2 separate regions of the Homo sapiens genome follow, and region 2 is linked to region 1. A link is a contact called in ENCODE Hi-C or POLR2A ChIA-PET data. All regions are on one chromosome and are shown on one strand. The core of a region is the stretch at or near the end of the contact, and the rest is flanking DNA. Distances in the headings are between cores, read along the strand shown.

Evidence for each region. A loop is a pair of places that touch in the nucleus more often than their neighbours do. ChIA-PET counts read pairs that join two places held with the same protein, here RNA polymerase II (POLR2A). Pooled maps may share reads with other maps.
Region 2: a loop to region 1 is called in a map of CD4-positive, alpha-beta T cell, with 4 times the contacts of the local background. The contact joins the enhancer-like site here to the promoter of DLEU2 in region 1. A Hi-C loop is called at or near these places in 2 of 168 maps with a recorded cell type or tissue (CD4-positive, alpha-beta T cell and naive thymus-derived CD4-positive, alpha-beta T cell) and 4 of 50 pooled maps. POLR2A ChIA-PET finds 5 or more read pairs at or near these places in 2 of 52 experiments (CD4-positive, alpha-beta T cell and naive thymus-derived CD4-positive, alpha-beta T cell).

Annotation. Positions count from the first base shown.
Region 1 is chr13:50,121,556-50,128,498 of GRCh38, forward strand. DLEU2 (deleted in lymphocytic leukemia 2) reads right to left here and starts at 3,986. Exons shown (of 14, transcript NR_152566.1): 1 at 3,747-3,986. The region is part of intron 2 of DLEU1 (deleted in lymphocytic leukemia 1); the gene reads left to right. RefSeq lists enhancers at 265-790, 4,107-4,817 and silencers at 2,449-2,958, 3,039-3,548, 3,869-4,078, 4,109-4,438.
Region 2 is chr13:51,823,376-51,830,318 of GRCh38, forward strand. It overlaps TMEM272 (transmembrane protein 272), which reads right to left. Exons shown (of 5, transcript NM_001351003.2): 3 at 3,191-3,250. Among named protein-coding and RNA genes, the nearest start is that of TMEM272, 18 kb to the right of the region's middle. Within about 2 kb of position 3,303, at least 14 of the 41 ENCODE cell types and tissues checked have a DNase peak (open chromatin) inside an H3K27ac peak, as active enhancers do; they include CD4-positive, alpha-beta T cell, where a contact is called at or near this core.

The DNA of each region.
Region 1 (6,943 bases), core at 2,736-5,235:
CTGAGATCGCGCCACTGCACTCCAGCCTGGGTGACAGAGTGAGACTCTGTGATACAGTTTCCATCTGGCTCTCAGTCTTAGGACCTGTGGAACTAGCCACCCTGTTGTGAGGCAGCCAGACCACATGGAGAGGCCATGTGTAGGTGTTCTGGCTGATAGCCCCAGCCATCAGTCAGTATTAACCACTAGACAAGCAAGTGGACAAGCCTTCAGATGATGCCAGCTCCAGCCTTTGAGCTGCCCCAGCTGTCATCCAGTGGATTAGAAACAAGTTTTCTCTACTAGGCAAGGTAATGTTGTTTTAAGCCACTAAATTTTGGGGTGGTTTCTGTACTTAAGTCACTGCTTCCAATAAATCCCTAGTCAGGTTAACTGTAACGGGTTAACCTGTTGGAAGGAAGGAAATGGAAGAGGCAAAGGAAAACCCTTTCCTTCCACGCTTCCTTATTTCCTTAGCCAGACTGTGAGTTTAGCACCTTCTGCTACTAACTGTTGGAGATTAAGTGTGCTTTTGAAGTGCAAAAAACACCATCATGGGGACTCAGTCTATCCCAACACCTTTCCTTGAGGGCTTAGAGACTGAGCAGGGGAAAGACAAAGTTTGATTTCTTCCATTTCTCCTTTTCTTCTTCCTTAGGTATCTCTAGTTTCAAAAAAAGGGAGAAGCAAGATTTCATCCTCTCCTATCTTCACTGTCCTTCTAAATTCAAATCTCCAGAAAGACAATTATGGTTTCTTTTTCACTGAAAGAGAACACAGCTTTTTCAGTCATATAAAGGGAACAAAGCAGCAACATGTTTCTATTATCAAGGAAGCAGGATTTTATTCATCAGTTATATGCTACGGACACTGCTCTGTCTTTAGTCACTCATCACGGTTCTTCAAAGATTCCTTCTGCTCCCCTTCTTCCCCTGAATATGGGTGTTCCCAGGGTTCCCTCCTCAGACCACTTCTTACAGGGCACCCTTTGTGGTCCATCTAAGCCCCTCCCACTGCTTTAGCTATCACCTACATTTTAATGACTCCAGAGAGCCAAACTACTTCAACACCCCCTGCTCCCCCAGTAGTTCTCTGATACTTCAGATTCTACAGGGACAAAACAGAGTTCCTTCCCCTAGACTTGAGGCCTACTTCTCCTTTTAGTCCACACCCTAAACCAGAAATCTGGGTATCTCTTGCTCTTGCCCTTTACAGCCAACCAGTTTTCCCATTCCACCAACAGAATTCCACCAATTTAATTACTTCCTTGAATTCCTCTTTTCTCTATCCCCACTATCCCTAGGTACACAGCGGTGGTCCTAATTGATTGTTACTTAGGTCACAGGCTGTTTTACATTCCATCTTCAAGTCTCCAGGACTTCAACCAGTGTACACCTCAATATGACATTTCCAAAACTCCTTTCATGGCTCTCCCTTTCCTATGTTTTAGTCCTGAGGCAGAATAGGAATTTACTCATAAAGCAAGTAACCCCCCTAAAATTGTATGCAAAATTTTAGTATAGGTATGTAAGCGCATTTTTTTTTCCTAGAGAAAGAGCCCATTGCTTTTTATTTTCCTCAAAAGGTATGTGTTTCCCCCAAAACTTGTAGGTCTCAGGCTAAAGTCCAAATTCTTCAGCATGCAGGGTATATACAAAGCCCTGCCCGACCTGGCCTCTTGCCTCCCTGCAGCTAACCTGGCAATTGCTCTCTCTTAACATCTACCTCCTGGATTTACAAACTGGGGTGGAGGTGGGAAAAAAGAATCAAAATCATAAAGTGAAGCCAAAACTGTTTGTGTAGCATTTATACACTGTTGAAGAATCAAAGGCCTTTTTTTCATAGTGCTTTTCGGGAGGGAGAAATTGGATTGTAAACATGTAATTTACAATCTCCACATTTTTTATTCTAGATAAATGCCACACACACCTTCCTGTTACAGAATATTGCATAGCAACTTTCAACATCATTCAGTTTTTTAATACCTATCCACATATGATGTTATGTATTTTACAAATCCTGCAACTAACAACGCAGTTCTTGATAGACTGCGATCTACTGGGAGGACTGCTCGGTTTTCACCTGAATTATTGCTCGTGGTTCACACACTAACACCCAAAAAGACACTCTACGGGTCATGACGTGTCCCTAAAATCCTCCATCTACTCCAGAAAACGTTCTAACTTTTTGAGACGAACTGTTGTAACTAGTCTCCTGGCGAGGCCTGCTATGTCTTATACCACAGGCTCTAACTGCCAAATCTTTTTCAGAAGTCTTTCAGTTGTTGCCTCCAAACGGAGCTCTTTGCAGTCCTCGGGCGGACGAATGGACGGATTCGAGCGAAGCTTATTTCCCTTCTCCTAACGCATCTACCTATAAATAGCGCTCACCGCGCTGAGTCACCAAAACCCCGAGTTTCCCCAAATAGCGCGTAACGACTGCTGGGATCGCGTCCCTCGGGGCTCTGTGACAGACTCCAACCACACACCCGCTGGGCTGGACTGCGGGCCCACACGGCCCAGCGGGTCTCTCACCACCCGGCGCCCCAGGGACGCGGGCGAGGCCGCGGTGTCCGGACCGAGTCGACAGCGTCGGACTTCCCGCGCGCGGACGGCGCTCTGGGGAAGGAGGAGCCGGCGGGCGGCTGGACCTGGCCTTGACTGCGCGGGGTCCGCCCCCGCCCCCTCGGGAGCGCAGAGTTGCGGGGGGCCGGCACCAGCCTCCGCCCTGCGCCGCCCGCTCACACAATGGGACGCGTCGGGAGGGGGCGGCCGCGGCTCCCATTCCGGTCCCAGGGCGGGGACTCCGGGCGGCGGGAGAAGCAGTCGGGCTGGGGCCAGAAGGAAAACCCCTCTCTCCCTCTGCCCACTCAAACTGCGAAAGGGCTCCAGCCGGCGGTGCCAGGGGCTGGGGAGCAGCTGGGGAGGGAGCGGAAGTGCCACCCCCTGCAGTCAAGGGTGGTGACGTCACCCCTGCAGCCAGCCTGTAGCGGGGGTGTCTGTACATCACATGACCCGGCCCCCCTCTCCCCGCCGAAGCCCGCGCGCGCGCTCTCTCCCCCAGCCCCGACTCCCACCTCTCCCCCGCCCCCTCTCCCCAACTTTCGCCCTCCCCGCTCCGGCACCGCTGTCAACAGCGCCAGCTCCGCCCCCTCCCCGCGCCCTGTGGAACCGCCACGGCGGCGCGGCGGGCGCTCGCGCTCAGGTCCGAGGCTCCGAGAAGCGAGCGTGCCCCGGTTCCACCCTGCCCCCCAGCTCAGTGCTTGCTGGCTGCGTGGGCACCAGAGCCAGGGGGCACGGCGGCGTGCAGCGACAGCGCTTCTCTGCTCCATCCTCCCACAGCAGTTAGAGGACGAAGCTGAGGCGCCGGGTCCGAGCTCGGAGGGAGCGAGGCGCATGCAGCGGCCTCCGGGCCCTGACGCGTAGCCTCCGGGGGTCGGCCCACGGGCGAGAGAAGCAGCCGGGAGCCCCTCCTCGACCCCAGCAAGGCGGCCCGCGCCTCCGCTCTCCCTACCGCCCGGGTGGCGCACGCCAGTCCTCCGTCTTTGGCTGCGGCGCAGGCACCGGCCATACGACGAGGGGCCAGGCGGGGACCGCCTCCTTGAGCCCCCTCGGCCACCCCTGCCGTGTGGACTGCTGGGGTTGCAGATTTGCTGGCTGTTGCTGCAGCGCCTCGTTCTATTTTTCCTCTCAGTTCCCTTCTAAAAGTGGAGGCTCGGGGGAGGAAAAAGAAAGCCCACAGTGTTGAAAGGGGCGGTACGGACTGACCTGTCAACGGCGGAGGAGGAAGACCCCCGTTCGGGGCGAGCTCTCGAGCCCGCGCAGGGATCGGAGCTCTGGGCTCGCGCGGAAAGGCACGGCGGCAGCTGTGCCTCAGCCAGGTGTCCCCCCTCGGCGGGGCCCGCGCCGCCGCGCCCGCCCCCTCCCCCGGCGCAGCGCTCCCCGCCCCATCGCCGGGGACCAGGGAACCCCCCGGCTCGATTTTTTGTGCAGTTTCAGCAAAGCTCCGAGGAAGTTGGTCCTTTTGTTCCACTATTTATAGATTGCGTCAACATTGCGAAAAGGAGAAGGCGGAGCGGTGGCCCCTCCCCCTCCCCTCCCCCCGCCGGCTCCTGGGAGAGAAAAGCCCCAGCACACGACCTAAGTACACAGCGCGCCAGCCGCCCGCCCGCGGCCTTCTGCTCCCCGCTTCTTCCCCCTCCCAGCCGGGGCCCGAACGCTGCCAACCCCGTCACGTGCCCGCCCGGGAAAACCAGCTCCCCGGGGCTCCGCGCCGCCCGCCAGGCTTCGTGGCGGCGGCGGCGGCAGCGGCCTCACCCAGCTCGTGGGCTCGGGCCGCGGCTCAGGCGTCACGCATAGCGTGGGCACCCACGCCCTCGCCACCCGACGAGGATCTCGGGCTCCGCGACCTGTGGGAGTGCTGCGGGGCGTCCCGCACTTCCGCCCTCTCTCGTCTCCGGCTCCCCAGTCGCCGCCCCGCTCGCCGAGTGTGCGCGCATTCGGGCCTCGCCTCGGAGCCGGGAGGCTGTCCTGTCCCCAGGCCCCTCGCGCGGCCGCTCTTCCAGGCATTGCGGTGCTAGCCCCCTCTCCCGCGCACGACTGGGGAGGGCAGAGGTGTGAGGGATGCGGGGGTGGCTCGCAGCCGTTCGCGGGCAGGCGGGCGGAGCGCGGGAAGCGCGGTGCGGGCGTTCCATGGCGCACCCAGACGCTCTCCCTCCTCCGCAGGTGCAGCGGGGCGTTGCGCGAGCTCGAGTCCCCCTTCCCGGACAGCTAGGGAGAAGGGAGTTTGCAGACCGGAGCTACAGTTGGAAGAATATAGTTTTTGAGAAGTTACTGGAAGTTAGATGTGAGACAAAAACAGACGAACTTTCCTTCAAAGCCTTATGACGAAATGATAGGCCTTGCCATACCCTTGAAATGAAACTGAGCTCCCTACCGGCCTAAAGCCGCTGTTCCTGAGCTTCATGTAAACAAGGAGGGCGGTAAACACCAGAGGAAGGCCTTACAACAATACCAAGTGCAAGTAGCTCATTTGAGTGTTATTTATCTTAGCAGCTTCCCTGAGTGATTTATGTATATTGCAGTTTAACTTTACAGGGTGGGAATAAAATAATTTGGCTTCTCAGCTCACTGGCGGAAGAAACTAGAGCTGAGCTGGGACGAGGGCAAGAAGCGCGTCGCACCTTTCCTGGCAGCTGAACAGTGTGATGAACAGTCTGGAAGGGTTATGTTATTACTTAAGGGGTTTGGGGAAACCGTTCCCGCGCACAGACCCTCATTCGGGCCAACTGCAGGCCGTGGGGGACTCTTCAAGGACTCGCGCAACCCGAGCCGAGCTTCCTGGCTGGGCACTGGGCTCAGCCAGTGCTGAGAGCGCTTTCGCTGGGCCAGTCAAGACAGCAATAAGTTTGCCTCTATTTGGGAAACCTTTCCAGGCTTGCCTGCCCTCTTTTAAGAGGGAGACTAGGTGGTGGGATCGTCAGCTGCCAATGTGTGCACTCGTTCTAAAGAAGGCGAGAGGAAGTAAAGCGAACCTGTGCAGTGTTTGCTGGGCTTCCAAAACGCGGAGCTTAGTCGACCCCCCAGCGAACCGGACGGCGCTTTGGTCCCCTCACACCTAACGGTACTCAGAGCCTGGTGCGGGAGCTGGCGCGCTCGCTCCTGGTTTCCTTCCAATTTAGGCAAAGGCCCTGGCCGCCCGTCTTCCTGCTTCTGCTGTGCCCTGCCACAGCACTCCTAAGACGGCGAATTCGTTTCTGCGCCAATTTTGTTTTGAATATCTACAAACCACTTTTCCTTGCATGAAGAAAACAAGGCAGGGCCCCCTGGCCCGTCCCACACCTGCGAGAGGCAGAGATACAGAGGCCTCGGGCCTCAGCCTTCATTTCCCCGCCCTAGCTTCGCGCCAAGCTGCAGTGTCCCCGACACACTGTCAGGACACGCGCTTTTCGCCCCTACTTTGTTCTTGCGCAGTCTTCCCAGCTGCGGAGAGGAGGGAGCGAAAGCAAAACGAAAGCACCCGGGGCGCATCAGTTGCAATAGCTTCCCTGAGCGCGGCCGTGGGAGGCCAAGATCTGAGGTCGCGAGGCGACGGTGGGGGCCCGAGCTGCGCAGAAACTGGGTGGGGGCGGTCCCTGGAGGGCGCCCGGGAGCTGCTAGAAGTTGTCCGGAGCCCCTCAACCCCCTTGGAAAAGCGAACGCGGATGTTAATATACCAACTCCGCAGGGAACTTTTGGCCCGGGTCTTGAGCTGAAATTCCAGACTGAATGGGACCGTGCTGAAAGTTCGACGAGGCAAAGGAGTATGGCGCGGGGGCAAGCTTTGACCCCCGGCTTCGTATCCTCGGGAGAGGCCGGGACTCCGGCTCGCCCAGCGAGGGTGCGCAGAGGCCTCCTGGGATTCTAGGCCCACAGAATTTTTGCTCCAGTGAAGTTGGATAAGCACTCCGCCTCCCCGCAAAAACCAGAGTTCTCGGCTTATAAACACTTCAATAAACTCTGGTGACATTCTCCGCGCTCGCTCCTTGCCCTCGCGGCAGTCACTGCAGGGACAAAGGCGGCCTGCGCAGACTTGGAAGAGGCGCGGCCCGCGTGGGCGGCTTTACCGGCCAAAGACGTTTTCAGTTAAGGGGAGGCATCTTCAGAGCTGAGGGTAACTCCCCACAGCCACCCCGCAGGTAGGGCAGCCAACCCCAATCTGGTCAGCTTAAAAGTGTCCTCGGTTTCGCCCCCTTTCCCAGCGAACCAACACTGGCAGATTGGCCTGCGAGCCGCTCGCTCTGTTGCTCTAGCACATTTATGTAGCCAAACGGTCGAAGAGCCCCATCTTTAAGCCCAATAAACACTTAACTTTATTCTATTTAATAACACATTTTGTTGTGGCAATATTTGTGGATTTTGGCAGGTATTAAAATCTGGTGATCCTAAATGAGTCCAATGTGGAAATGCAGTATTCTCTATGAGTA
Region 2 (6,943 bases), core at 2,053-4,552, 1.7 Mb after region 1:
CCCAGGCCAAAGCATTTAAAAACTGATACATGATTCGTTGTTTGCTTCCTCTGCTTTGACCACCTGGAAACCATGGGTGGAGATGGATTGTTCTCAAGATTGAAGCAGACTGGACTATTATGTCATCACATTGCCTGAGAAGTCCCCATGCCCCCTGAGCCATGATGGAATTTGCGTAAGCAAGAAATAAACTCTTACAGTGTTAAGCCACTGGGATTCCAGGGTTAATTTGTGGCTGTAGCACAGTTAAGTTACCCTGACTAACACATCTGTCAACAGAGTCCAAGAAAGGGAATTCTTACTGTAGAACCAAAGCCTCCTGTTTAAATGACATTTAGACTTTTAGCTTTGATTTGGAATTTTATTCCCTATAAATGCCTTGATACTTAAGCAGAGGGAGTAAACTGTTTTTCTATGACTACACCATATTCCATTGAAATGAACAAAATTTTCTAGGTATACAGAGAGCCATAAATTCAGGGCCCAAAACAGAGTTTAGTCAAATATACACGTTGATCCAATCATCAACCTATGGAGGCTTGTCTTTTAGTTATCTCTGATGTTTAGGTGAATTTGTTATTAAATGGAAATACTTTCCAAGTCTCAACACAGCCTTTTCACACAAAGACCTTTAAGTACTTGGTGCCAAATTTGTTGGACATGGACTGCCTTTCAATTCAAAAGCCAGCTGTGAAATGAACATTGAGTAATGGCTTAGATATCTGCTCATTCCCAATGAATAAAAACAGCTGCTGTTCACAGGAGAGTCAATCAGTGCACAGATGGCTTAAAACGATCCTAATAAATTTAATAAAAGCCATCTTTCCCCCTGTGTTCTCATGTACTTCTTAGGACCTACCTTAACTCTAGATTTTCTTTCTTGTCTGATCTGCAGTATCACGATTATTCTTTTTGGTTTTAGATCTCTCCCTAGTTCAGTTGATAACAACTACCAAATGTAGTGATTTTTAAAATATTTGTTATTGTGATAAAATATCTCAACAAAAATTGCCATTTTAACCATATTTAAGTGTACAATTCATCGGCATAATTACATGCATCATCTTGTGCAACCATCACCACTATCTATTTCCAAAATGTTTTCATCACCCCAAACACAAACTCTATAACCAATATTGCTCTAGAAGCAATAACACCTCCAAAACCCTCTTTCCGCAGTGGATGTGGTGATTTTAATATAATATCCATGGGAATTGGCTTGTGGGGTCTTGTCTCTTTTATGCAGCCTTATTGGTGGATGAATTGTTGCAGTTAAGTTCATTTGAAAGATAACTGGCTGGGCGCGGTGGCTCATGCCTGTCATCCCAGCGCTTTGGGAGGCCGAGGCGGGCAGATCACTTGAGGTCAGGAGTTCAAGACCAGCCTGGCCAACGTGGTGAAACCCTGTCTCTACTAAAAATATATAAATTAGCCAGGCATGGTGGTGGGCGCCTGTAATCCCAGCTACTAAGGAGGCTGAGGCACAAGAATCACTTGAGCCGGGTAGGCAGAGGGTGCGGTGAGCCGAGATCGCTCCACTGCACTCCGGCCTGGGCGACAGAGTGAGACCCTGTCTCAAAAGAAAGCAAAAAGAAAGGTAACTAACCACAGGGTCCAAAGGCTAGGGTTCTCTTACCTTACAGATTTTGCATAGAATGCCCTCTGGAGAGTACCCCCGACTTCATAAGCAGGGCATGCCTAACATCTTGTGAACTCTTCTTGGAAGAACAGAGCCATATAATAAGTGTTAATTTTTGAATTGCACTGTAATAATCACAGCACCAGGGCCTGCTGAAGTGATTGAATTGTTCACTCTTACACTAAATGGCCCCAGACTACTTGGCTGTTTCAGTTCTCTGCAAACCTTAAAATCTTATCTTCTTTTTTATTTCCTGTCAGGCTGTTAGCTTTCATGTCTTACAGATCTAAGGATACTGTTTTTGTTTCCATTTTTAGTATTGTGGCTTTAGCAGGGGTGGCAGGGTGAAACTTACATAACAAAAGAAACCATTCTAAAGTGAATAATTCAGTGGCATTTAGTGGATTCACAGTGTTGTGCAACTACCACCTCCATCTAGTTCGAAAACATTTTCATCACCTCAAAAGGAAGGCTCCTACCCATTAAGCAATTAGGGTACTGGGTGTTTCGTTGTTGCTGTTTTGCAACAACTCCTATGCTCTTTTACTTTCTGCTCCAATATGCTGTGAGCTTGGACCTAGAACACTGGGCCTGCTGAGCTGCTTCTTTTTTGTTTTTGTGTTTTTTTTTTTTTTTGGAGACAGGGTCTCAGTCCTGTTGCCCAGGCTGGAGGTATAGTGGCACGATCATCCCACCTCAGTCCCCCGAGTAGCTGGGACTACAGGCACACGCAACCACACCCAGCTAATTTTTAAGTCAAGACTTGCATTTTTTGGTAGAGACAAGGTCTCACTATGTTGCCCAGGCTAGTCTCAAACTCCTGGGCTCAAGCAATCGGCCCGCCTCAGCCCCACTAACTGCTGGGATTACAGGCGTGAGCCACCATGCCCAGCCATGCTGGGCTTCTAGGTAAATAGGGGTAGCTAGGTCCTGTACACAGGGCTCCCATTAGCAATGTTCAGGAGCATGAGATTAATTTCACTGACACGTGATAACAATTTTTAGCTACTTAAGGAGCTTCCCCCATCCTGCCCCTCCCCTGACCTTCGCTAGACCTCACACTTCTGGATTATGAGGTTGTTTAATATACGTGATTTATGGAAATATTTACTCATTCATTCAGCAAAAAAAAAAAAAAAAAAATGTATAGAGTGCCCATACATCACCTAACGCCAGGTGCATTTTTTGTATTGCTTGCAACCTGCTTCCACAAGGGAACATAGGAACTGGGAAGGGACTTTGGGAAACCTCTAGCCCAGTCACTTCCAAACTTGGGCTGGAGGGATCAGAATCATCTGGGGACAGATTTCTAAAAGAGAGTGTCTGTCCCCACCCAGATATACTGCACTGATATCTCCCAGGGCGGGGCCCAGGAATGTGTATTTTTTAAATCTTCACCAAGTCATTCTGAGATGGCACATAGGTGTCTGGGAATCATCGGGCTGGCCAGTTCTTCTTAAACACATATTTAATGTTTAAAGATTACATGCCTTGGGTCCATGCCCCAACCTGGCTGACCTGTGGCGTCCAGCAGCTCGGAAGGCAGCTTACCTATGAAGGTCATGGACAGCGGCAGAGCCAGGAAAGCACAGAGCACAACAACGAAGCAGGCTGCAAGGAGAAGAAGGGGCAGGCACTGGGTTAGAAACACACAGACCCCTGCATTTCCTCTTCACTGCAGTTTCTTAAGCATCCTGTGAAACCTGACTTTCTCTCCAGTGGCAAGTCAGCAGACAGGAGGAGAAGGTCGCAGCTCGCCTGGGGCTCCCACACAGTGGATGCAAGCCAAGACTTGCACTTCTCAGAGAGCTGAACATCTCTCGTGATCACTTTGCCGATGCCAAGGCCCAGATATCCTGCAGGACCTCTCCAAGTCTGACAGCTTATGGAAAAGGAGTTTATAAACTGCCACTGTGCCCGTGCCAGGATGCCAGAAGCTGCCGGCATCCACTGAGCCAGGCAGGATTCACCCTGTGCTTCCTGGGTGCCTGTACTCAGGGCAGATGGTTCTTCTCTTCCCTGGATAAAATTCACTGACAACTCACTTTATCACTGAAAGTATTTGCTTCACAAAATCTTCTTCCCTTTCCATTCACTTGGTTATATATTCCACAGCCCATGACATTAGATGGGCTCCTAAAACTTCTTGCTGACACACAGTATAATAGAGCTTTGAACTGGCTTGGGGTTTTTCTTTCTGTTAATGCCACCAATCCAACTTTTAGACATTGGGAAAGAACAGAGGAATGGGGGCTACACAGGCTTGGGTCCAAATCCTGGCCCTGTCACTCACTGGCCATGTGGCTTTGGGCAAATTCGTTGACATCCGGAAGCCGTTTTCCTCTTCTGTAAAAGGTGGTGACAGATGTATGCACAAGGACCTCAGGGTATGGCAACTTTTGTGATTAGGCAATTACTTCCCTGCTTTGCTTCTTGGTTTCCTCATCTGTTCTCCAGATCGGCAGATATATCTGCAGATATAGGTTTTGCTTGGCCAGCATTTTTTTTTGAAAGTGTGAATTTGAATGCCTCTTGGGTAGGCCTGCCCCCCAGTTCCCACTGTCAGAGTCTTGACAGCATCACACATCTGTGCTTTCTGCTGAGTCCTGTTGTCATGCTGAGAGCAGAGGATCTCTGAGTGAACCTCATGGTAGCTTCTGTAGCATCTACTCCTTCCTCTCTAGGTCATCACCTTAATTATTTTCGGGTACCCCCACCTCCCTACCTCCCCATTCTGCTGTGCCGTTTATGTGCTCTGGCAGAAGCTGATCCCACCCTGGCCATAGAAAAGGGCATGAAGTTTCACCCTCAATTAACCAGCAGAGCCCCACTTACCAGATACGTTATTAGTGGATGGGCTCATGACTTATATTGGGAGATTTACTGAGAGTCAGGAAAAAGCTTTCTCGCTCTGCTGACAGAACTTCCAGAAACAAGGTTTCTCCCTCCCTGGCCACTGGTGAGGAATTGAATTACTCTGGGGGTGGCTGGCAGCCTTCTTGCCATCATGAGGGGAAGCCAGCCTGCGAATGAGAACAACGCCCTGAGAGGCAAGAGAAGAGGTAAAAAGAAACTGGGTCCTCAGAGACATTCATCACCCATGGAATCACACCACCCTTGATGCTAAACTACTTCTGGACTTGCCATTTATAGGAGCCAATAAATCCCCTTTATTACTTTAGCCAGCTTGAGTTGGGCTTTCTGTATTTATACAGAGCCCACTGTACCTGGCTTAATCTGCAAGGTCCTTTGTGGTTTTGAATTGTCAAAGATCTAGGATTTATCTGGGAATCTGTCTTCTCTAGAGAAGAGCTCTAAGGCTGCAAGTGCCTCTGGCTGGGAGCCTCACGTGCACACCACCAAACGCCAGCTCTGATCTTGCTACCCACAGCGGGTAGGGTGCACAGGGCAGGGTGCTGCCCCTCTCTCAAAGAGACCCGAGAAGTTGCCCTCCATGCCCACCTTGACCTTCACCTCCAGGAAATGTTGATGGGGGCAGGCATGCAGAGTGATTTGCCCCAATTTCCACTCCTCCCCTCAGACCACCCCTGAGTTGTATATAATGCTATCACCAGAGCCAGCTTCAAAGGCGTGCAACTTAACGGCCCCAAGCATCTGGTTTGACGCTCTTCTGTTGCCATCTTGAAATTCTAAATAAATTTCTCTCGAAATCGTGTATTGTAAGTGAAGTTGGACAGGACAGTGAGGAATATGTGTGAGCAGAGGGAGCCTGTGAAATGCTCATGTCTGCTGCCCTTTACCGCCAATATTCACATTTACTCCGCAAGACTCAGGGCCAATATGAGGAAAGCGTGTTGTGTCTTCAACTGAGTAAGCAGGGGGCTGACAGTCCTGAAAAGATTTACTTCCATTTGAACCAGAACTTGCTTCAGATGCAGACAGAAGGCAATGATGTTCTAAGAAACAGGAACAACGAAGGAACTCCACCAACCCCTTTCTGACCCCTAAATTAGTATACCTTGTCCTCTCACAACTTCCTCACCTATCTGTGAGCAGAAGGTGGAGAATGTGGGTAGAATACACCCATATCAAGAAGCAAAATGAAGACTTGTTAGTTTTGTACAATGTTTCCAATGTTCCGATAAAAACAAAATGTGTATGAGAGCTATTAAACACAAGTTGTGTCATTTCAGTGACTCAACATATGAGTTAAATGCTCTTAGAGTTGCATTTAAAACTGACATTATGCAATATTAAGATGAACGGTAAAATATATACTAATAATTACACATTTTGATTTCCCCTACTTAAAAATGATATTAAACAGCAAATAAAAAGGCCAAAAGAGAGACTGCAGAAGAAAGGAAAAAGCTTTTTATATTTTAGTCCCTTGAACAGTGCTTCTTTCCTGCTTTTTGAACAAGGTGCTTTGCATTTTTGTTTTGCTCCGGGGCCCTGCTGGTCATGAGTGACACAGTGCTGCTGGCAGGTGTGGTGAATTAGAGAGAATTTCAGTTAATCTAGCCACATTTGTTTTAATTCTCAACTTAGAGTGGCGGTCAAGGAAGAAATTTCTTGCTGGCAAAGGATAGAAATTCAAGGGGTCGATGAATCCTATTCTGCATTTTTGACCTTGGAGCTTGTTACAAGGATGAAAAAAAGTGATCGGCATCCTGAAAAATCCTTCCCTGTGCTGCAAGCTTGAGGCAGATGGTGCCACCTGGCCACATATATAATCCAGGCAGTGAGTGACACAAAGAAATGGAGCAGTCCCCAAGGAGGCACCTGCCACCCAAGCTTCCTACTGAAGGGTGGCAGAATATGCCACCCCAAACTCTGCAGCTGTGGCATAAGGGTTATTTGGAGCTAAAGGCACTTAAAAAATAGCAGATGGAAGAAGGGTACTCTGACCCTCCCCTTTTCCTTCTTAAAAGTGGGAAACAAAAGCCCCACATAGAGGATGTCCTCCCTATACCAAAGGAAAGCACCATTCTTATCATCAAGGATGGGACATTGAGACCAAGAGAATTCTGTACAAACAGATCTTGTCAAAATCACTCTTATCTTCCCTTAGCCTCCCCACACAGTTTGGTTCCTTTTCTGCAATTACCTCTCTTTGTTCAGCCACGTACAAAAGCATTTGGGTTTTGCTATTTCTTTGGGTTTCCACTTCTTATGAAGGCTCTTGTGTCATGTAAAACTTGCACTAAATTAGTGTGCTTTTCTCCTGTTAATCTGTCTTATGTGAGTTTAATTCTCAGGCCCAGCTGAAAAGCCCTAAGAGTGGAGAGGTAAAATGTTACCTCCTCTTCACTACCTCCCAGCAGGGCTGAGAGAGATGGC